Regions from separate parts of the Homo sapiens genome. Here region 2 is linked to region 1. The links are chromatin loops, found by intact Hi-C in ENCODE. Cell type or tissue: IMR-90. All regions are shown on one strand. Each heading gives the region's core, and the rest is flanking DNA. Links, peaks and the distances in the headings are about the cores only. Region 1 holds the start of LOC124902958 (a long non-coding RNA gene). Region 2 has its middle 65 kb from the start of LINC02421.

Region 1 (12,563 bases), core at 2,226-10,225:
TCTCTTTATTCCATCTGTATCAGGCAGTTCTTGCACTGCTATAAGGAAATACCTGAGACTGAGTAATTTATGAGAAAAGAGGTTTAATTGGCTCACAGTTCAGCAGGCTATACAGGAAGCATAGTGGCATCTGCTTCTGGGGGGGTCCTCAGGAAGCTTCCAGTCATGGCGGAAGGCAAAAGAGAAGCAGACGCTTCACATGGCAAGAATGGGAGCAAGAGAGAGAGCATGGGTTACAGGGGAGCTGCCGCAAACTTTTGAGCAAGCAGATCTTGTGTGAACTCAGAGTGAGAGCTCACTTATCACCAAGGGGATGGCCCAAGCTATTCATGAGGCATCCGCCCCCATGATCCAAACACCTCCCACCAGGCCTCTCCTCCAGCATTGGGGATTACAATTCCACATGAGATTTGGGTGAGGACAAATAGCCAAACTCTATCACCATCCCTTTGCTTTAGATTATAGTTGGCCACCTACTTCCCATACATCTCCTTCAACTTTGTTATAAGGTAGCTTTTCACCATCACTAAAATTATCCTGCATGTTTTATTTTTCTGTCACTGTATAACAAATTACCACACACTTAACAGCTTTTAACAAAGTCCAGCACGATGTCACCTGGTTCTCCTCTCAGGGAATCACAAGGCGGGAACCAAGCCATCAGCCAAGCTGGGTCCTCACCTGGAGGCTCTAAGTAGACATCACCTCCAGGCCCACACAGGTTGCTGGAAGAATTCAGTCCCTTGTGGTTGTAGGACTGAGGATCCTCTTTCCTTGATGCCTGTTGGCCAGGGCCTCTCTCAGGTCTTTTAAGGTTTCCTGAATTCCTTCTCAGGTGGGCCTGCTGCAACTTCAAGCCATAACCCCTTTACTCTTCAAATCTCTCTGACTTCTTCTGCCACCAGCTGGAGAAAGCTCTCTGCTTAAAAGGTCTCATGTGATTAAATTAGATCCTCCAAGATAATCTCCTATCTTAAGGAGATTACCTAACCCTGCCATGAAATATGATAACCACACTAGTGAGTGATGTCTCATCATATTCCCAGGTTCCTGGGATTAGGGGGAAATATCTTTATGGGGGCATTTTAGGAATTCTACATACATAACAGTCATCCAGGTTTTTGGCGACATCTCCGGTAGAAATGCCTAAATTTGTGGATTTACTATTGGGCAGAGATCTAAGTAGAAGAGGAAGGTGGGGCATGAGGGGAGGGTGTTATCATCTTTCTTCTTGCCTCCCTTAGTTGGTCTATAATCCTTTATTTCCTGCTCATAGTATACCACACCATTTCATCAAATTTGTATTTCTCTTTCACCACACATTGTATTCCACCTCTCAGTGTATTTCCACTTCTTGGAAACTGCAGTTTACAGAGGCCTCTGGATTATTATTTGTATTTTCCTCCCAGCATTGTCTTCATAAACAAGGCATGAGCAGACATCTTGCCTTTTGGTTTCTTGGGGTCACCTTTAGCTATCCTGACTGTGCTGTTTGTACTCTAGGCAACATAATGTACAACAGTTTCTCAGTGTTGCACTAGCTGTTTCCACAAGAACTGTCTCAGGCAAAGATTTCTTAAAACACAAAAAGCAATAACTGTGAAGGGGAAAAATATTGATCAATTGGACTGCATTAAAATTAAGAGCTTCAGTTCTCCAAAACCATTAAGAGAGTAAAAAGTCATACACTGAGAGAGAGATTTTCAAACATATATCTAACAAAGGACTATTATCTGGAATATTTAAAGCACTCCTTCAAATCAATGAGATACAGGAAAATAACTCGATAGAAAAATGGGCAAATGTCAGAATAGATACTGTATGAGAGAAGATGTTCAAACAGAAAATAAACATATGAAAAGGCACTCCATTAGTCATTAGGAAAGCACAGATGAAAATTAAGATGGAAAAATCCCAGTGACTCAGGAGAGGTTGAGCTGGGAGGACTGCAGTCCCAGTAACTCAGGAGGCTGAGGTGGCCTGAACCAAGGAGCTCGAGGCTGCTGTGAGCTATGATCACACCACTGCACTCCAGCCTGAGAAACAGAACAAGTCCCTGTCTCTGAAAAAAAAAATGTTTTTAATCATAATGCAAAAACTACAACATACCCTCCAAAATGACTAAAATGAAAAAGACAGACAATATAAAGCAACCAGAACTCTCTTATTCTGCTGACCAGAGTGTAAATTGTTACAACTACTTTGGAAAGCTGTTTGACAGTATCTACTAAAACTGAACATACCCATACCTTATACTCAGCAACTCCACTCCTAAAAATATGCCCAACAGAAATACATATGTATATCTAACAAATGGCATGAACAAGAATGTTAACAGCATTAATAGTAACATAAGCAGTATTTGTAATATTCCCAAACTGGACACAACCCAAATGTCCATCAACAATAGAATGGATACAAAAATCATGGTAAATTCATACAATATAGGAGAACAATATGCAAGAATGAGAATAAATAAACTATAGCTACATACAAAAAAAGGATGACTCTCACAAACATAATGTTGAGTGAAAAAAAAAAGCCCATTACAAAAGAGTACGTCAGGATTCCTTTTTCATAAAGTTTTACAACAGGAAAAAGTAATCTGTGGTTGTATTATTTTGGTGCAAAAGTAATTGCGGCTTTTGCCATTACTTTAGAGTTTGAATCCTGGCAGTGAATACTATACTGACTTTTATTAGGTTGGTGCAAAAGTAATTGTGGTTTTTGTCATTAAAGTAATGTGTGCAGGAAAACTGCACATTACTTTAATGGTAAATGCCGCAATTACTTTTGGACCAACCTAACAGAAATGAGTATAATATTTACCCTTGGAAGTGACTGTGAGTGGAAGGAGGCACAAGAAGGCATCTGGGGTTCTGGTAAGATTCCGATTATTGGACTGGGTACTAATTATATGTGTGCATTCGTTTCATGAAAATGAGTTGAGCTGTGCACTTATTTGTGCACTTTCTGTATGCACTTCATACTGCAACAAAATGTTTACATTGTGCAGAACAATGTATGTATCCAATATCTTTCCCACCCATGAGTACAGAACCACACCTGGTTTGTTCACTACAATATCAGCATTCCCCGAACAGTGTCTAACACACATTGTTGCTTGTTGAATGGAAGATTAATGACTTTTTAAGAGAATTTCCTTAATACAGCTGATTTTTTTTTGTCCTCATCAGTGGAGCTATATTTACCCGTTTTATCAGATATCTTTTGATATTGCAAGGCAGTTGTTTCAGGTAGACCAGCTTGCAGACAGGAGAGCTGAGAGCAAAATGCAGTGAGGGAGATGGAAATTAAGCTCCCTGAGGTCAAGAACTTTTATACTGCTTGCTCACAGTGCAAGGTGGTGCTGTTCAGATAACTTTATGTGGGTAAGTCATTTAATCCTCATAACAACTAATGAAGCACCTCACAAATGAGCTAACTGATGAGAAAATTAAGGCTTAGAGAAGTTTTATAACTCAAGTAGGGAATAACACTGCCAGGATTTAAACCCTAAGTATGAGTTTAACTATGGTACTATCTTCTTACCTCTGCACATAGTATGCACTTGAAAAATATTTGTGTAAGAGTACATAATGGACCTCTCCATCATACCTTGTGTTTCTCCTCCCCACTTCCCCACACAGGCATAATTGTGTACTTACGATCTGGTCTCAGTGGTGGCAGTGGGTGGGGGGAGCTGGGAGAAGGAGGGCAAGGGAGCCTTTTAGCCCAGCCTCCTAGTTTAGACAGGGTCGCAGACATGGACATTTGACATCATCCCCAAGTGAGATTATATGTGCAGTAACTTTCACTCGTCTGACTGGAGGGAGTTGTCCCTCACACAACCTTAAACTTGGGTCCCACTGCCTATAGTATACCCTGTAGAAATGCTTCTTTATGTTGAAATCTTTTGAAAAGCAAAATAATTACATTGCACTTACTTAAATGCATGTGTTAAGACTACTAATTTCTTAAACATAAACATTAAAAAGTATACCACAGTGTTTGTAAGTCTGTCTTGGCATTTCTTCACTTTCTAACACATCATGAGTATTAAAAATAAAAAAACGGAAGTGGCTCAGGCACTTCTACTTCAGAGAGACCCTGACTAATGCCTAAGAAGTTGGTTTCTGTGTGCACGGCAGGATTTTATCTCATGCCAACCAGGGGTGTAACTACTGCTACATGGGGAGACACAAAAAGCCCTTGGGCTAATGTGAATCAGTGAAACCCACAGAAAACTGAAAGCCTCATTCAATTTCAACTCTTTACCATGCAAGGCTTATTGCTAGGGTGGCTTTAAATAGTCACAGAAATGCTTGATTTTACTTTCACTTCCTTCCTTCCCCATCTCAAACCTCTGTAGAGGTTCTTAGGAGGTTTCGATGACTAAATCAGATGATAACAGCAACATCTTTCACTTAGACAGACTTTACAGAACCTTTCGGTTTGGTCTCCTTTGGTCCCCTCAAAAGCCCAGGCAACAGCAATGACTACTGTTGTTTGATAGTCCTGCTGACTAACAACCCCTTCTCTACCCCAAAAAATGTGGGAGTGACTTTTCCTTTCATTACAGAATACTAAACAGCCAAGAATGGATCTCATTCCCCGTGATGGGGAGAAGAAAAGCAATACAGTCCAAAGGCTGAGAACCTTAGTATTGCCTTAAAAGTGCTTTGCTTATTGATGCCTTCACCTTCAATTATATGGAAAATTTTTTAATGCAGTTTAACAATTTTACTGTTTTCATCTACTGAAAAAAAATCAATCCAACACTTCTTTCAACATGCACTATAAGCTTGTGAAACTGTCCATGTGAACGAGGTGAAGGAATCAATTTTTATTTATTGAAGAAACCAAAAGTGGGGTAGGGGTGGGAAGGAATACATTTGGCAGAGGATGAAGCCATGTTACTTCAAAAGGGGAAAAAAAGAATATAACATAAAAGGGAAAATATTTCAAATTTGTAAGGAAAAATTGTTTTCACCAGAAAAATTTCCTCATGCTCTCATTTTTGTTTGGCTTTGTCTACTCATGGCATTCCAAGCAATCTGTCTCTTAGCACCACAGCTGTGAAATATATGCACTTACGGAGACTTCCCGGTTAGCCTCTTCACATTTCACTGGGTTTCATTGTGTGCAATGTCTTGCCATTGACTCTCACACTGTGCTGTGTATACTGTTTCATAATTCTGTTTTACAGAATAGCATTTTCATCTAATAGAAGTTAACATAATAAGGGAAATGGTGACAATAATATATGGTCACTAAACCATATTGCCATTTTGGAACAGTTTATTATGTACACTATGATCCATGTTATTCTAAAAGAATGGATGCATTCATGAGTAAACATAAGTACAGACTTTATAACAGAAATTTGCCTCTACTAGATTAGGAGTTGGCAAACTTCTTTGTCAAGGGCTAGAGAGCAAATATCTTAAGCTTTGTGGGCTATGCTGTCTCTATCTCAACTACTCAACTCTGCCATAGCAGGGAAGGCACCCAGAGACAGTACACAATATATGTAGACAGTAGACAGTGGACAATATGCAATGAATGACTGTGGTTATCCTAAACTTTATTTACAAAAACACACGGCAGTCGTGTTTGTGACACAGAGATGTAGTTTCCTGACCTCTGATCTAGAAGATAGGTATGTTTGCAACCACAACACAAAGGCTGCCCTGAGACTCTAAGCACTAAACATCTGTTTGGCAATTTACCTGAAAAGTTGTGGTTTTTTTTTTTTTAAGTTAAAATTAAAATGACTTTTCTCCTGAGAAAATATTTAAAAGAGTAGGTTTTGGCAAGTAAGTTGAAGGACACACTAGTTATTTTTCTACATCACAATAAAATTAACATAAAACAGGTCATTGGAAATAAAAGAATTTTTTTTATACATTGAATACACTGCCAATGCCTGGATGAGCCTTGAGCATCACAGATCTTTGGCTTAAAGCTTTGCCCATGTCCAGAGTCTCCCTCACAGGAAATCGATTGTAGAAGGTCAAGTTCATGTGTTTCCAGACTCACCTCCTCCTTTAATCTTGGTGCCATCGTTGGCCAGTGTACTGACTATTATTAAGGCAAAGCCAAGACTTGTAGAGATTCTGTATGATTTTTCAAGACATTGAAAAATGATTTAATTTTCAATTTGAGGTTGATGGTGATAGTCCTTTCCTTAATTTGGGAGTCTTCCTGATGTTTTAACAGACATTTCCCAGTCAAAAATTTGTTTGTTTATTTTACTGTATCTTTCTTGAGACAGGGTCTTGCTCTGTTGCCCAGGCTGGAGTGCAATGACACAATTACAGCTCACTGCAGCCTCTATCTCTTGGGCTTGAGTGATCCTCCCATCTCAGCCTGCCAAGTAGCTGAGATCACAGGCATGCACCATCACACCCGGCTAATTTTATTTTATTTATTTATTTTTATTTTTGTAGTGACAAGGCCTCCTTATGTTGTCCAGGCTAGTGTCAAACTCCTGGGCTCAAGTGATCCTCCCACCTCGGCCTCCCAAAGTGCTGGGATTACAGGCATGAGCCAATGCTGAGACAGGAATTGGTTTAAATTACAAACAAATGAACTGAAAAGAATCCCATGTCAGGTGGCACATTGTTGAGCATGAAGGGAAAGCAGTGTTATTCCCTTGCCTACCTAAATTTCTTTCTGCACTGAGCTGCCGCCTTAGACATAAAACACTGGCAGGAAGTAGAAATGATTGTATTACAGTATTAGTGCTTGCATATTAACAGAATTTATTCTAAAATATGCAAGTCACATAAATTGAAAGATTGTCTTGTTAAAGAACAGGGCTGCCCTGCTGAGTCCCAAGATAACAGGAATAGACCTGCCTTCTTATTTCTCAGAAAACAGGAGGCAGCATCTTGGGCTGGAGCAGAGGGGAAGGATTCTGTCTCTAGAATTCCTTTCCTATCTTTCCCTGGCTGACCCTGTCTTACAGATCTTTCCTTGTCTTAAACTGGGCTTCTCCAATGGCATAGCGATTAAGACAGCAATTTTACACTACTTTTTATTACTCAACATCTGACTGCAATATTTATTTTCATATTTGGCATTGGACTTTTATTAGCCTTCCTCCTTGAGGTGTTCAAACAAAGCAGGCAGGAGGACAGGCAGCTCATCTCCTGTGTGGTCAATGTCTCTTGAATAAATGAATGAATGAAAATCTGCATTTATTCATTCATCCATTCCGTGAAAATTTATTGAGTACCTACTGTATACTAGTAAAGAAAACAGGCAAAATTCCTGTCCTAATGGAGCAAACATTCTTTAAATTCAGAAAATTTTAAATAATGATATTAATTTAACAAGTGGAAAGTTCTACGGAGAAAAGTAAAACAGGAAAGGGGAAAGGGAATCCTATAGGAACTGAGTAGCCTAGTTATGGTAGCCATGGAAGCCTTAAATACAGTAGCCAAGGAAGCCCTCACTAAGGAGACATTTGAGCAAAGACTTGAAAGAGGTGAGAGAGAGAGAGAGCCTTGTTGACTTCTGAGGGAGAGAGCTCCAGGTGGAGACAATAGGGGTAGAGCAGAACCCTGAGGTAAAAGCTTGCCTATGGGAGAAACAGCCTGGGGCCCGGAGGCTGAGAATATAAAAAGGACAAAAAGGAAGAGGCTCAGACCATGGAAAGGACTCGGGCATTTATTCTAAATGAGGCAGATCAATCGCTTGCTTTTTCAGGTTTTCAAGAGTCTATTAGGGCATGACCTGTTCAATGGCTTTAACCCCTCATTCCGATAAAACGAGTTGACCCTACATGTCTGTTATTCTTTCATTGTCTATGTTTAATTTTCTGATGCATGAAATAGGAATAACACCTAGCTTTCCTTACAGAGGTGGTTGAAGGGATCCAATGACCATCAATATGGAAGCATAAATTTAGACTGTTCAATAAATTGGCAACACAACTATTTCAACAACTTTCTATTAAGTGCCTACTATGGGGAAGGCAAATTAAACCTTTGTGTAAGAGAGGAAGGAAAAAAGATAAAAGAATTGGAAGGGGCTGGAAAGGAAAGCAAAACCAGTAAGATGGGGGAGGAGGAATAAGAAAAGGGAAAGAAAGGTGATAGTTTCATGTGTCTAACCACAGGGATAAAGAGCGTGGCATTTGGGGTTGGATTGACCTGGTTTCAAATCTCAGATAGTCCACCTACTGGCTGTGTGACCTGGAGTAAGTCCCCACTTTGAGCCTATTTCCCTCTATGTAAAATTGGGGTTTGACATCTGCCTTATGGCACATTGTCAGGATTAAAAGAGAGATTGCACTAAATACCTAGCACAATGCCAGCACTAATTTACTTAGTAAATATTAACTACCTTCTTATTATAATTGTCATCATCATCAGCAGCAGCAGCAGCATCCCAGGAGGACAGGAAACTAGAAGCAGCTCTGCATTTTCTGACAGGGGAAGATAAAAGTAGGAATAGGAAATGCCTCTTGAATGGAAACTCAATTGAGTTTAGAATTCATTTTAAAAGCAGCTGACTGTAAGATTATGCACTGGGACTCAATTTATTACATGAATTGGGATGAGCCTAAAGGGACATCTTTTCAGTAATTCAAATCCCCAGGAAGTTGGCTTAGCTGGGAAACAGGAGTTATCCTGGAGAATATATATCTATAGGAAAGAACATAGAATTCTGGAAAAACTTGGTGATGATTCCAAATTAAAAACAAATATAGAAGACCTTGTGTGACTTGGATAAAGACTGTAATGTATTAGCAGTTCCAGGAAAAGTAAAAGACAGATTTGGAACTGAGCAATACAAAAATGAAATAGTGCTATGCCAAGGAAGAAGGGATTGAGTTAATCAGCTGCCAAGTGCCTTTCCATTTGGGACAGACAACGATTGTAGCTGGCAGCAGGAACAGCCAAAGACTTGATATACATGAATCTCACAAAATTGTCTGAATATATTTTGTTCTGTAATGGGCATCTGCCACTTTTTTGTTTGTCTGGTGTTCCTTACTGCAGAAAACTGCCCCTCCCGAACTCCAAATCATTCTCTTGAGTCTATGGATCAAAGGGCCCTGCTTCTCCCACTACCCTGTGATCCAGGGTGTTCAATCAGAACACCCCATTTCCTGAGTCACAGTGATTGGTCCAGAGGAATACACATGACCCAAGCATGGCCAATCAGTGCTCTCTGGAGTAATTGTCATGGATGCTGGCCGTTGAGTTTCTCCTTTTGAGACTGCTAGCTGTCAGTACCATACAACCCTGGAGCTACCTGAAGCCTTCTTGCCACCATGTGGAACAAGACTAAACATCAGGTCCAAACCTAGGCAAAAAGAATCAAAAGTGAGGGGAGAGGGGAAATGAGAGAGCGGAGAGGGCGGAGGGGAGATTTTGCTACTTTAACTCGAATTGGGATTCTTTTCATTTGATTAAGAAAAGCATGAAAGATAAAGCTGATTAGGGAAGGACCCTGCTCTGGCCTCTGGATTTCACCTTTTCTAAATCATTGTGATCCTGAGGATTTGCATGAATGGAATACTTTGGGTCTAATATGATTTATTGACTTGTGTTTTACTTGTATTTTCATCAGTAAATATTTCTGAATATATCTCTAAAAGATAAAGACTCTTAAAAATACCCATGATACCATGATCACCCCTAAAAGAATGGTGAACAGTAATTCCTTAATGTCATAAAACTCCCAGTTAATGTTCAAATTTTGGATTTGTACACAAGATTTAAAGTCAAGCTGAAAAAAAAAATGTGAAAGAAATGAAGACTTTAACCAAGTGATAAAAGCAATTTGTGGCAACCTAAATAGGGTACACAAATCTCCACCTAGAAAAGATAAGATAATTAATGTTTTAAGGTGTTATAAAAGATTTGGGAAAAAGTATAATGTGGGGTTAAAATGGCCAGGAGACATTGTCTGCCAAATCAATCCCAACAAAAAGACAGGATCTTGGCCCCTCATGGACACAGCATATAGAAAAAGACTCAGTGTGTCTGTCTGTGGCTTGGGCAGAATCATTCTAGAAGTTTGTAGCCTATGAACCATGTTTATCTTAAACATCTGATAAATAAGTAACTATATCACAGCCCCAGGTCTTTCAACCGCGTAACCTCAGCCCAGCTGGGATGTAAAACTGCTCCCCTTCATAGGGAAATGATTTTACAATTATAGGAGTGCTAAAAATTGAACATAAAGATCATGAAGTAAATTGGACCCACCCAAAGCATTAATACTGTTTAATAGGTTTAGAAACAGAAGTTATAATTTTTGTGTTTAAAGTATTAGTAATGTTTAATAAAACCTAACATTAGGAAATCTGACAAATTGATCTTCATAACTTCTATGTGAAATTTATAATCAATTTTATTCTCATTATCTTAAGTCACAGAGTTGATAATTTGATAATGTTTATAGACAGTATTTGAATATTTTGACTCATTATGGTTTTAAGGGTGAATTATGAGATTTACAATTTCTTTGATTTTGCCTTTTGAGGCTTAAGTTGGCCTTGTGAGGCAACTCAGTTGCTTGATATAATAAATTAGAAGTGTTTTTAAAAATTTAGGGGAACTTAATTGATGGCTTATTACTATGACTATAAAGGATTTTAATCCGCTAAAATTGAATTAAATAAGTGGAAGGATGATTTCAAATTATGTAAAAATTACTTAGTTTATAAGTAAAATCAAAATCACAAAGTGAACTTAAAGTCCTAAGAAAATTATAGTTTCGTTTGCAACTTAAATTAATTAAATGTTATTTTAATATTCAAATACCTATACATGGTTCCTTTCTATGCACAAAAGCCTCCACTTCCCACTTTAAAAACACATCAACACACATGGTAAGGAAAATCACTATGCATATAGAAGCCCAGGATGCAACAGCACTTCCTGTATAGTAAGAAATGTGTGGTCTTTGTGGGGCATAAGGTAATGCAAACTACATAAAAATATGCACCACACGCAATGCTGATCCAGGCAGACCAGCTTCCAGGAACTAAAATAAAAGCAAAGAATCAACAACTGAGGCGATAATTACCAAACAACCATTCATTCATTTATTGTTTTCTTTTATTCAACAGATATTTACTGAATGTGTACTACATGTCAGGCTCTATTTTAACAGTTTAAGATATAGCTGAAGAAAGGAAAATATAGATTACAGGTTGGATGTGAAAAAGGCAAAAAAGAGTAGATAAAGTAATTGAGAATGAAGGACAGCTGCCCGATGAAGGCAGCTTTGATAGAGGAAAAAGCAGCTTGTCTTGTCGCAGATTCTTAGTTTTGCCCTATGTCAGCAAACATGGAACATAAGAAGCAAGAACATCTCAAGACATCCACTGAAGGAAGAAGAGGAGAAAATAAAATAAGAAGACAAAAACGACAATAACGTATTCAGCAATAATAGATGGCAGACACAAAAGAAGGAACATTGGAGGGAAAAAGTAGTAGGGCCTGAAACAAGTGGCAGAGGTGGACAGCACAGTCATCACCCAAAACAAAAGCAAGTGGAGGTGGGGAGTTCAAACACAGTCTTATGGAACTGATTAAAATGACATAAATATGGGTAAAACACAGCATAAAGTAGGAACAGGCAGTATAAAAAATAAGAAGAAAAAAGTAAAAACCCCCAAAGGGCTAAACCTATGGAATTCTGAGAAGAAAATATGGATATGAGTTGAGACACAAGAAAGAACATTGAATACTAGCAAATCTTATTCCAAAGGACTGCGGTCGGGATCTTCCTTTTGATCTGGAAGGGAGACTCATGGTACAGTTGCAGCTCGAGAGGAGAGGCACACAGTCAAGCCACAGAGGAAGGAGATGTGCTTTTGGGAAGTCCTGATGACCACACCCCTGGCCGGGCCTTCCAGTGGTCCATAGGCTGCCAGCCAGAGAAATGGAATGAGTAATGAGAATGATGATAATTGAGGAGAGCAGTTGTGTTCTGATTATTTAAAAACTATTCCTAATATACAAGTAAAATATTCATTCTAGAAAAATTCTTTGAAAGAAAGATAATCGAATCAAATATGAGTAAAAGAAAATTCACGATCCTAAACAGCGATGTTTCTGAGGGAGAAAATGCCACTGACATTTCTAATTAGTCATTTGAAGTTTTTGCAGGAACTGCCCACCCAGTCCCATCCCCCCCCGCTAAAGTTGGCAGTGATATTCCATATACAGGACAGGTAGTAAACAGGACTGCCAAGTACCAATCAAGAATAAATATTTCAATCAGCTAATGCAAGATATTCTCTATGAAAAATATGATGGCAAGTTCTGTAAAGGGATCCTCTCAAGTATTCATCACACTACTGATTATCACATGCATAAGAGGAAACAACCGCAGATAAGGAAAAGAACCATCCCACAGGATTAAGGGGAACAGTATCAAGTTCTTACACATGACTGGAAAAGGGCTTACTTTCATCAGCCAGACTAGAAAATCTCCTAATTCATGAATCACTTGGTAGAGTACTCAAAGAAATCTTGCCTCAGTAGTGGAGCATAATTAGCCCTAAACTAAACACTTCTCTGGTCCTGATT
Region 2 (12,563 bases), core at 2,526-10,525, 98 kb before region 1:
TTTTTTGCTGATTTTTGACCCACAGCCACAAGGTGAGAGAATAAAGAAGAATAGCTGGTGACATAAGCAGCTTGATGAGGATGCAGTTATGTGTGCATGTACGTATATCTGTGCACTTGTGGCAGGCACAGCGAACTTGTCACTTCATCGGCACTAAGGAGGCTGACGGTTTTGTTCACTGTATCACACATGCACATTTAGGAGAAATTCTTGCCTGGGCTTAATTATAAGAGGAGTTGTGCTTCTGCTGAGCAATTGCAATTATTTTAAATTTGAGAACACTTTACCTTGCAAGAATGAACAGGTTTCCATCTTCTTGTTGCCTGCCAGAGACCTTCAAGTTAAACACAAGTATATACATTCCCTTCATTTCTAGATCCAAGTTCCATTCTCATCCTTATTTTTTCTTCATCTTTGCCTATATGCCATGTTATATTTTATATGTCTTTGGAAGTTGCCTCAGAATTTTTTTTAACATAGAACATTAGAAGATATAAAAAACAAGGGCTATAAACAAAAATGGGAAGCACTGCAATCAGGTAGTAAGAACATGAGCTCTACAATTAGACTGCCTGAGTTCAAGTCCTGACTCTTTCTCTCACTAATGGGAAGTTGAAAGAAGGCATGTTCCCTGACTCTTTTAATATGGGTTTCCTCTCCAATTAAATAAAGGAAATAATTGTGAGATGTTAGTCAAAAGATGATACAAACAAATGAAGAAAACAAAATGAAAAGAACTGAAATTTTAAAATAAAACTAAAATAAATAAAGGAAATAAGAGTATCTTCCTCAGAGGGTTAGCGTGAGGATTATGAGGTAATGCATGCAAAGTACTTACAGTTTGTCACATGTAGTAAGTGCTCAACTAATGTTAGCTATAGTAAAAACAAATATACATGAGCTTGTATGTGACTGTTACATGAAAACACACACACAGACATGCACACACACACACAAACACACAGAACAACCCACATCTAGGCAGGCATGCAGCCGGAAGAAGCTGGCTTTTCCAGACTCTTGTTTTTCAGACTCCTGGATCAGAGACAATTTTTTTCAAAGAGACAGGAAATGTTATTTATTTATCTGTTTATTTTTAGAGAGAGGGGTCTCGCCATGTTGCCCAGAGTGAACTTGAACTCCGGGGCTCAAGTGATCCTTCCACCTCAGCCTTCCAAGTAGCCGAGACTACAGGTGTGTGCCACCATGCCCAACTAACACCTCATTATCGATCTGAATCTACCAAAGAAATAGTATTTTTGTGACATCCTAGTGGCTTAGGAAGGTTCACGTGACATTTTTGTTAAGTAGCTGTATTAGTCACCTTGGGCTTCCATAACAGAATACCACAGATGGTATTAAACAACAAAAACGACATACATCTGTTTTCTCAGAGTTCTGGAAGCTACAAGTCCAAGACCTATGTACCAGTAGGGTTGGTGTCTGCTAAGGCCTCTTCTTGGTTTGCAGATAGCTGCCTGCTCCCTGTGTTCTCACATGGCCTCCCCTCTGTGTGAGCACAGAGAGAGACCTCTGGTGCCTCCTCCTCTTCTTATGAGGACTCCAGTCCTATTGATTAGGGCTTCATCCTTAGGACCTCATTTAATCTTAATTACTTCCCTTAAGGACCTATCTCCAAATATAGCCACATTGGGGATTAGGGCTTCAACATATGAATTTTGGGGGACTGTGATTCAATCCATAACAGTAGTCATTGATAGAAAGGAGAGAGGAAAAAAAGCACAAACAAACAGAAAGTGAGATTTTTTTCCAGTGTGGAAAGGGGAGGAGAAAGGGAGGAAATGAGGTCACCTGGGGGAGACCCTTGTCTATCAGAACAAACAATTCAAAGGGAGACAGAGCTGCTGGTTGACAATTGCACAGGCTTTGCTGAAAACGTCCTGGTGATCCCAGATTTGAGAATCACAGCTTCAGATAATGTGAACTCAGCTGAGGCATTTCATGAGAAGAGGCATTTTCCCATGACTTATATAACTGTTTCTGCTCAGGCCAGAAATGCCATGGGAACTATTTTTTAATGGCTCTGCTTGGCTTAGGATCAGTAAAGTATTCAGTATATCCTCAAACAGCCCCACCTTGTCATTTTCTCTTGACCATTTGTCATTAGGACGGGCACTTTTTTTTTTTTTCAAATTTCATTTGTAAAAATCTCTAGGTAATGTCCTTGGTATGAAATGACAATAGGGAGGAGAGAGTGACTCTCAGCTAGCAACCTGCCAACTCTTACAAAACCAGGCAGGTATGTGTGAGTCTACGTGTGTCTTGAAAATCAGTCAAGTTTTATTATAAGAAAATCTTCAAACCAAACACCTTACTTAGAATGGGTCAATAGGAAAGCTGATATGAAAAATCCAAGTTCAAAATATCCTTAGATTAAAACCCTAGCTAGAGCTAAGATGAACTGGCATTAAGTTAGGACAAATGGCTAAATACTTGTTTACATAAATATCACACAACAATTTAGCTGTTTCTGCCTTAACCAACAATAAAAATATAGAGAGAGAGAAGAAAAAGAAGGCAGGGGAAAAATGGAAGAGGGAGAGGGAAGAAGATGAACCAGAGGAGGAAGAAGGTAAGAGTAAGAATAGAGAGGAAGAGAAATAAGAAAAAGAATAAGAGGAGGAAGGTGATGAAAAGGAGGAAGGAGAGGAGCAAGAGGAGGGCAGAGGAGGGAGGGAGGAGGGTGGGAAAAAGGTGGCAAAAAGAGTTGTGGACAAAAGTCTGGTGAGATCTAGGTCCAATTGTGGTCCTTGAACTTATAGTCTTTGAACTTAAGTGTGAATTTTTGACACTTCTTCGCCTCAGTTTCTGTGTATACTTACTGGCTATTTCATATCCGAGTTTTGAAGGCTTTGCTTTTATTTATTTTTGTTGTTCTTTTATTGCAATTTTTTGCAACAAAATTCTTTTTACTAAACAAAAGGTTTTGGATATTCATTATGGAATTCAGAGGAAGACAAAGCCCAGAGGCTCACTGCCCTAGGCAGCTACTGCCCCAAGGGACCCCAGAGGGCATTGGCAGAAATCTGGATGTGTCCAAGCCCTCTCCAACTTGACTCTATCTTTGTTATGGTCCTTTAACAATTCTATAACAGGAAGTCTCACTCTGATGCCATACACAGAGCCCATGCAGTAAGCCTGCTTTCTAGGTGACTGGGCTGCCTAAATGAATTTCTTTGGATGCTTCAAGGCTTAAGATCCCTTCAACAGGAAACCAGCAGCCCACTCTATGCTGGAATTTACTGTCTAAGAAACAGCAAGATTACAGTGTAATTTCAAATGTTTCCCAAAATGTTAACAAATTAATATCTAGATGCTAGGTGTAAAATGCCCCCAGCGTGGCAGATACTCTGTCATCAGACATCATGGCAAGCCGCCAATCACGGCTTCAGTTGAGACTGCTCAATACTGACGCTCTCTACCACTGCACCGCCTGACTCACCATCATATAGAAGACCCACACTGAAAAATCTGTCCTGAAATGAATGCTGGAACAGTCCTGGGAACCATTCCACCAGCACCATCATGCATATGCACAGCCGCTGCAAAGCCTAATCAGAATTCAGAATGCTGCAAGAAGGGACCCGCCTAAGAATTCTGTAACCCAAACTTCAGTCCAGGAGCCAAACCATTTAACCCACTGGCAGTAAACAGTTAGAAAATGATCTAAATTTAGAATGTCCAAGTAAGCACTGAAGTTCTTTCCTTCTTGTTTGGTTCCAGAGAGCTATTCTGGACATCATACCATTAAACGAAGCAATGTAACTGACAAGCAGCAATGGCCAAAGTGAATTCAGTTTTGGAAATGAGTGAGGTTCTCAGCTTCTCTATAGATTAGCCCTGCAGCTGCCACTCTCTGGCAAGGGACAGAATAGGTTGTATACATGAACACACATTTGAAGGGTAACTTCAGGACTCCCTGAGTTTGGCTACTCTTGTTCACAGACTGTCAGAAATAATCTACTTGGACCACTTAAAAAAAAAAAAAAAAAAAAAAAGGAACCCACATCAGACTAAAACCTTGTTCTCCAGTAATTTATTCCAAGCACAAGGTGTTTTCAGATAAAAAGCAATTATGTGAAATCTACCATCAGGCCACAGAAAATAGAGTAAACATTTAATGTAATTAGACAATCATGCCTATATTTCTCTTTTGCAGTTTAAAGCAACTCACCGACTTCAAGTATTTCAGCCCTAACTTTGAGCAGTCGCAAATGTGGGAAAAGGGTGTCTACAAGTGAATTTTAATATTACAGAAAATCTCACAGAAAGAATCTAGTTCCTTAAGATAAGGCTGCAGAGGCTAACTTTCATATCAAGGTTCTTTGCTTTAGGCTGGAATTATATCATCTTAATGCAGTAAATATCCGTTTTTAAATCTCAGCTGACCCAAAGTTTTGATAAGTAGTTATCAAAGTCTTTGGTTAATTAAAAAATAGTAAACTAAATTTTTTCATACCAAATGTAGTTTGGTAGATTGTATCTTTCAAAACATGTGACCCAGTAAAAGGAGTCCTTGAGGGTGAAAATATTGGAAACTACTGAGAAATTATTCTAAGAAAGTAATTAAGGAAAATGTAGCTGTAATAAAAATTATTCTAGCCTTGCCTGTGATAAAGAGAAGTTTAAAGCAATAAGAAAAACTAGTAATAGAAGAGTTGTTGATAAATGAGGATATACCTAAATAACAGACATATTTAATCACTGAAAGGTGCTGCAGATGTGAATTTATTCAAATGGGAAAACATGTTCATAATATTGTGCTAAGCAAAAAATGACATTATGAAGCAGTTTAATGAGCGTAAGCTCTAAAGAGGGTTTTCGTCTAGGTAGTAGGATTGTGTGTATTTTATCATTTTCATTTTATTATCATTTCTAAATCTATGTTACTTTTATAATAAGGAAATTTTTTTAAATTTTACTTTAAGTTCCATGATACATGTGCAGAATGTGCAGGTTTGTTACATAGGTAGACGTGTGTCATGGTGGTTTGCTGCACCCATCAACCCGTCATCTAAGTTAAAAATGAGTTTAAAAAATAAACATCAAGATCAGTAGAGGAGAGAAAATCATGATGCTGAAGAACAGGTAGACTTAGGGTCATCAAAATTGCAAATAAAATAGAGTAAAATGTGATGGAAATGTGTAGTAGGTTTGAGAAAATCCAAGAGTATTTAATCTGGGTACCCCATGCCTTTGCTCCTCTGATCTAGAATTTCTTCCCCACAGCCCACCTCTATTCCCATATGCTTAAAACTTCCTCCTACTTCTCTAGCTCTGCTTTTGAAAATTCCTGTAATTTTCAGAATCACATTAAACATTTTATTATAACTTTTTAAAAGCAGCCACATTTTATTTTCCACTCAATGTTGTTCTTTTCTAGTTCTTTCCATTTTTCCCCCTTCTAGTTTGAAAACTCTTTGTGCATAGAAAATATCCCTACAGCACTGTTTTTTTCTGTGTACTTTATCCCCATTTGAGTCTTGCCATAAAAGGGAACATAATTAGTATAGTACCTTGCATTCAGTAGGCATTCAATAAACACCTATCACAATTGTCCACATGACCTTTTCCTTCTTTACCAGACTGTAAATTTCTCCTTGGATGAGTCACGTCCTCCCAGTCTTTATACCGCCTCTAGTAACTTATGATAGCTTACATATATAATAAGAACTCAATAAATGGTTAACAAAACAAGTGACCAAATTAAGAGGTCTGATTCTGGCTTCTTCTATGTTTCCTGGGAAATTCTAAGCCATTTGTGTTTCCCTTTTACTTCAGGAGTCCTCAATGGGGGGCCAGCTTGACTGCCCAGGGAATACCTGGCAATGTCTTGAGACATTTTTTGAAAGTCATGACTGGGGAGTGAGGAAACTGTTACTGGCATCCAACTGCTCCTGTATAAAGACCATGGATGATGCTGAAAATGCCACAATGCACAGGGCACCCTCCCACAGCAGGAATCTAGCCCAAAACGTTGGTCGTGCTGAGGTTGAGAAACCCTGCTTTCCCTCCCGCTGTACATCTAAATGCCATCAGCACATCATACGAGTGTTTTTTTTCTTCTCTTTTCCTGCCCCATCACACACATACATAGCTTTTAGAGAAAGAATCTCCAAGACTAAGACTAGAAGTGTTCAAGTCTATCTGGGCCCAATTTTGTCACCTATTTACTGATGGATAAGACCTGCCCCACCTACCTTTGAGGGCGATTGTGAGGATAAAATAGAAGAATATATCTTCAAATCCTTTTAGAAACAAATGGAATATATTAATTAACTCTGCCAAGATACATACTGAGGGAGAAATGGGATATTTTGTAGAACATGAATATCATTCCCTCATCAATAAACACATTTATTTTCTACTCTAAGTCATCCAACAAGCATTTATTAAGCACCATCCATACAGAATAAAAAATGCTACTAGACTTTTGATGGAAAGAAATCATACAGTTTTAGAACATGAAGGTGAAATTGTAATTATTTCTGGGCTCCAGGCAACTAGAAATGTTTTTATTAAGCTTAAAAATGCTTTCCTTATTTCTCTATGTGAGCATGAACCAGGGTTGCAGAAAGTATACCGGAATTAAAGCCAGAACTCATTACCATACTTATGTAATCAGACAGAAATCACTTTTGTTGAAGATTTTGCTGAAGTCTTATTTATATGAACTCTGCCTCCTTTGGTTTGGCTGCCAATATCTAAGGCTCTTGAATTCCTAATCTATACATCACATATGCTGAGAGCTCACATCCAAGGAGCTGCCCAAAGAAAACACCAGAGTCTTCTGAATGAAGGGGCTTCTCAGAACTTAGGAATTTAGATCTTATACAGAGCGTTTGAACATAGAAAGGCATGAGCAGTTGTTTGTTTGCTTGTTTGTTTGTTTCTTAAGTTTTAAGTTCAGGGGTACATGTGCAGGTCTGTTGATAGGTAAACATGGGGGTTTGTTGTTCCGTGACATTAAGTACATTCACATTGTTGTGCAATCAACTCTACCATCCTTCTCTAGAACTCTTGTTTATTTCTTTTTTTTCTATTTAACTTTTATTTTAAGTTCAAGAGTACATGTGCATGTTTGTTTCATAGGTAAACTTGCGTCATGGGGGTTCGTTGTGCAGATTATTTTGTTACCCAGGTATTAAGCCTAGTACCCACAGTTATTTTTCCTGATCCTCTTCCTCCTCCCACCCTCCACCCTCTGATGGGCCCCAGTGTGTACTGTTTCCCTCTATGTGTCCATGTGTTCTCATCATTTAGCTCCCATTATAAATGAGAACATGCAGTACTTGGTTTTCTGTTCTTACATTACTTTGCTAAGGATAATGGCCTCCAGCTCCATCCATATTCCTACAAAGGACATGATTTCATTCATTTTCATGGTTGTATAGTATTCCATGGTGCATATGTACCAGATTTTCTTTACTCATTCTACCATTGATGGGCATTTAGGCTGATTTCATATCTTTGCTATTGTGAACAGTGCTGCAGCAAGCATACATGTTCATGTGTCTTTATAATAGAACAATTTATATTCCTTTGGGTATGTACCCAGTAAAGGGATTGCTGGGTGAAATGGTATTTTTATTTTTAGGTCTTTGAGGAAACCTTGGACTGTTTTCTATAATGGCTGAACTAATTTACACTACCACCAACAATGTATAAGCATTCCTTTCTCTCCACAACCTCCCCAGCATCTGTTATTTTTTGACTTTTTTGTAATAGCAATTCTGACTGGTGTGACATGGTATCTCATTGTGGTTTTGATTTGCATCTATAACCAATTGTTTTAAGACAAACCAGGTACATTAATTCTTTAGTCAGTTTCCAAAGCATTGGCTTGATATGTCTGGATAGTCTAAAATACATATTATTGTGTCTCAAGGAATCTAAAACCCACTAATTCTGTTATGGCAGAACCATAATTCTATGCGCATGCTTAAGAGGCTTATTTTTTACATTGTGTTCTCCAGTTTTTTTCCTCAATTTATGGCAAATTTTTTTGCAAATTGAGTATTGAAAATAACAGCTAGTGGGGAGCTCTGGAGGAAGAACAGCTGTTTTTAAACATCTATGAGAAAACAAAATGCCAAACACACTTACGACAATTTTGAGTCAAAAGGGTAGCTGAGTGAATTGATAGCTTTGTCATCTGTTCAATGAATATTTATAGAATGACTTTTAAATAAATATAGCAAAAGGAAGCTAGTGAGTTACAGATAAGGAAATAAAGAAGAGCTTGCAATGTATCTGGGAAGATATATACCAGCATGAAAATGTCATCTGAGTGGCTTCCAAGATGGCCGAATAGGAACAGCTCCGGTCTGCAGCTCCCAGTGTGATTGACCCAGAAGACAGGTGATTTCTGCATTTCCAACTGAAGTACCTGGTTCATCTCACTGGGACTGGTTGGACAGTGGATGCAGCCCGCGGAGGGTGAGCCAAAGCAGGGTGGGGCGTCACATCACCGGGGAAGCACACGGGTCAGGGGATTTCCCTTTCCTAGCCAAGGGAAGCTGTGACAAACTGTACTTGGAGGAATGGAACACTGCTGACCAAATACTGTGCTTTTCCCACAGTCTTAGCAACCGGTAGACCAGGGGATTCCCTCCCGTGCCTGGCTTGGCAGGTCCCACGCCTACGGAGCCTTGCTCGCTGCTAGCGCAGCAGTCTGAGATCAACCTGCGAGGCTGCAGCCTGGCAGGGGGAGGGGCATTCACCATTGCTGAGGCTTAAATAGGTAAACAAAGTGGCCGGGAAGCTCAAACGGGGCAGAGCCCACGGCAGCTCAGCAAGGCCTACTGCTTCACTAGACTCCACCTCTGTGGGCAGGGCATAGCTGAACAAAAGGCAGCAGACAACTTCCGCAGACTTAAACATCCCTGTCTGACAGGTGTGCAGAGAGCAGTGGTTCTCCCAGCACAGTGTTCGAGCTCCAATAACAGTCTCCTCAAGTGGGTCTCTGAACCCCCTGTAGCCTGACTGGGAGACACCTGCCAGAGACAAGATTAGAGAAAAAAGAGTGAAAAGAAATGAACAAAGCCTCCAAGACATATTGGACTATGTGAAAAGACCAAATGAAAAGACCAAATCTACGTTTGATTGGTGTACCTGAAATTGATGGGGAGAATGGAACCAAGTTAGAAAACACTCTTCAAGATATTAGCCAGTAGAACTTTCCCAACCTAGCAAGGCAGGCCAACTTTCAAATTCAGGAAATACAGAGAGTACCACAAAGATACTCCTCAAAAACAACAATCCCAAGACACAATTTAATTGTCAGATTCACCAGTGTTGAAATGAAGGAAAAAATCTTAAGGGCAGCCAGAGAGAAAGGTTGGGTTACCCACAAAGGGAAGCCCATCAGACTAACAGCAGATCTCTCGGCAGAAACCCTACAAGCCAGATGAGAGTGGGGGCCAATATTCAACATTCTTAAAAAAAAGAATTTTCAACCAAGAATTTCATATCCAGCCAAACTAAGCTTCATAAGTGAAGGAGAAAATGTCATCTGTCACCGACAATGAATGCGATATGTTAAGTGAACAGCAGAGTCAGTAATTTCTATAGGTGAGAAGAAAGATTACATGAGATTTAGAGTGACAGGAAAAAATTCATAGGAAATAAAAAAAAAAACCTGGCCTTGACTTGGGTGACAGGTAGACTTTGGCCAGGTGAAAAGGAAGGGAAGGAGAAATATTTTTGAGAGGAGCACTAATGAAAAAAAAAAGATGCAGAGGTAGAAATTGTTAATTCATTCAAAATAGGGATCATTAAGTTATTATAATGTCCAAGATGCTATGATAACTTTCATGGATACAAAATTGAATTAACCATACTCCGTACCCTTACAGAGTGCACATCTAGTTAGAGGACACAATTATAACTACCAGTACTACAGTACAGGTTCTCCAAAGTGAGGGGCAGACTTTCCAGGAAATGTGGAAGATGATCTTTTGGTACACAGAATAAAATAATAGATTTTCCAGTTACATTGTTTTTTAATTTTTATCATTTTAAATTTGTATATGTTTTATGTATAAAATGCAGTACTATATAGTATGCTTACATAATTTAAAAATAAGAATACATATTTTAGTGATGAGTGCTCAGAAATATTTGCTGATAATAGAGCAAGACCAAAAACTACTGTCATGGACTGGATGTCCAGGTCATGTTACACATGCCACACTGGTAGTGTAAAAAAATCCTCTGAGAGCCAGACTCCTGAAGTGGGGGAACATCCACAGGGTGCTGGAGGAGAGGGTGAGGAGGAAGGGATGGAGAGCAATGGATATAGATCAGAGACTGGGACGACATTTAGAAGGTCATGAGTAGCTTAATCTCACAAAAGCCTACAGGTCTTATAGATGATATGCGACTACTAAACCAGGCTGCCTTTCTGACAGTGCAAAGATAAATTGTCATCTGTAGAGGAGTCAGTCATACCTCATTCAAAAATGCTGTAGAAATTGTAGCTAGATAATTAGCCCATAAGAAGGCCAATTTTTTTTTACAAGTTCTTTGATTCTAAACTAGGTATAAGAGTCCCACCCGTTACCGTAAGTTAAACCTTCATGATTCATATCCTTTTGAAGCTTCTATCCACAAACTGTAATATTCTCTATTCAAGAAAGAAGACTTCCATTAAGAAACCCATAAGGCTGAAGTCCTCTAGCCTGTTACTTCCAAATAAGCTACACTCTGAACAGAAGACACTGCCAAGGTTAAATCATTCCTACTGTCTACCAAAGCCCCCTTAACTTGTCAGAGAAAAGACTACACACACATTAATGCTCAATCTTTATACTCAATTTAGCTCTTCTCCAGTAGAAAGTCAAGTTCCTTGTTTCTCTGATTTAGCCCTGATATGAATATGGATGAAAATCAATTTACAAAACACTGCATCCAAGCCCAGAGGAAACACTGCTAAATACCTTTATTTTGTTACTCTGAAATATGAGAAGCGCTAGAAATAAACCCTAGTGACAGAAGGAGCTCATATAGTTGGAGATGCCATTGTATGGCAGAACATCATAGGATTACTGTAATTATGTTGCACTAATATACTACTGAGTTTTAGGACACAGAAACAAATCCATGTCACTTGTGGCTGCTGTTTTGCATAGTTGCTAATGTATTAAATTTATTCTATTTATTGTGTTTTAATTTTAACCATAACCTACAGGCCTCATAAGTACAATTAGAATACAGACTATCACTAAAGAGAAGATTGTTTTATCAGCTACAATCCAATGAGATTCTACTGGCTGCCAGAGAAGAAAAGAAATTCCTCTTCTAAGTAGGCTACTAATTAGCTGTGACCTCAGTAAGCAAAATGCCAACAGAAAGAGAAAACTTCAGATTATTCTAGAAAGAGCCCGTGAATTTCCAGGGTCTTCCATGAAAGGACAATATTTCCTAAAATCAGTGAAATGGTAATAAATCTCTGGCCATCACTGTAACATGGCTAAAACTTTTCCACACATAAGTCTAAGAGTTCTGCTAAGACTCTTCACCATTGCACCCAATGAAGAGCACTCTGAGTGTCATCAGAGTTTCCTGTAAGAATGGAAGTTGTTCCAGTGGACTGATTCCATTTCTCAATGTCAAACTAGAGTGAACTAGTAAAACCACAATGGAGAAAGTAGAGAATAGCACAAACTCTAGAGTTCAGAGCTGAATCAGAGATGCTTCAAATTGGTTATGTAAAATGGGACCCTATAATTAGAAAAAACATACAGCTAGAAGGGTTATTTAATCCAAATTAAACAAAGTGAATCATCTTTCAAGTTTAGCTAGTTAGCATTCTCTATAGATGTAAATTTTAAAAAAATAAGAAAAAAATACATACATTTCTAAATGCTTTTACCATATTGACCCCAGAAATAAGATCTGGAAAGAGCCATTCATTCTTTCCCTCAATTTAAATATCACTTTTGCTTCATTTATCACCTGCTGAAATTTCTTAAATGTCTTCCACTAAGTGATAACATAGGAATCCATTACTGCTTCTCAAAGAGAGCCAGACCACCCTAATAATCCACTAGAGGATTCAGAAGTTATGTTTAATCAAATGTATGCTCATCTGGAAAAGTTCTGAGTTCTGCATTAGAGCACATAATAAATAATAGGCTAGAATTTGGCATTTTTCTTAGTGGAGTTTTAATACTGTAATTTCCTTTTTCCTTCTAGCCTCAAAGCAGTTTCTTATACTATAGGATGACAATCTAGGTTTGAGGGCTACAACTTTCTAAGCTAGTTGCACAATTACTAGCTATTTCAAAAGAGCCATAATTTATATTAACTAAGAAGGAGGAACAGATGAATTGATAGATGAGAGTAGAGATGGATGATTAAATCTGATGAGAAGCAAGACAGGTTGTGCTCTTAACCAGCAGATGAACACCCAAAAACTCATTATGTACATACCAATGATTGTAATTGTTAATAATGTGTATTTGACAACAAATAATCATTCAGCCTTAATTTTTTCCTGTTAAGATAAAACTTAACCCCCACTTAAATGGAACATATCA

Evidence for each region. Hi-C counts contacts between places; a loop is a spot of excess contacts. Peaks named below come from ENCODE experiments on the same cell type or tissue, not always from the same donor. Only the 100,000 strongest peaks of a DNase experiment are listed, where the experiment ranks them.
Region 2: it touches region 1 in a loop (1.8-fold over the local background); 5 of 110 quality-filtered maps call a loop at or near these places.

Annotation. Positions count from the first base shown.
Region 1 is chr12:67,690,702-67,703,264 of GRCh38, reverse strand. LOC124902958 (a long non-coding RNA gene) reads left to right here and starts at 9,063. Exons shown (of 2, transcript XR_007063355.1): 1 at 9,063-9,313; 2 at 11,096-12,563. In IMR-90, for the core only: no CTCF peak of the experiment used is centred there; no DNase peak of the experiment used is centred there; H3K4me3 peaks cover 589 bases; H3K27ac peaks cover 294 bases.
Region 2 is chr12:67,788,519-67,801,081 of GRCh38, reverse strand. No RefSeq gene overlaps it. Among named protein-coding and RNA genes, the nearest start is that of LINC02421, 65 kb to the right of the region's middle. In IMR-90, for the core only: no CTCF peak of the experiment used is centred there; a DNase peak (open chromatin) is centred at 6,731.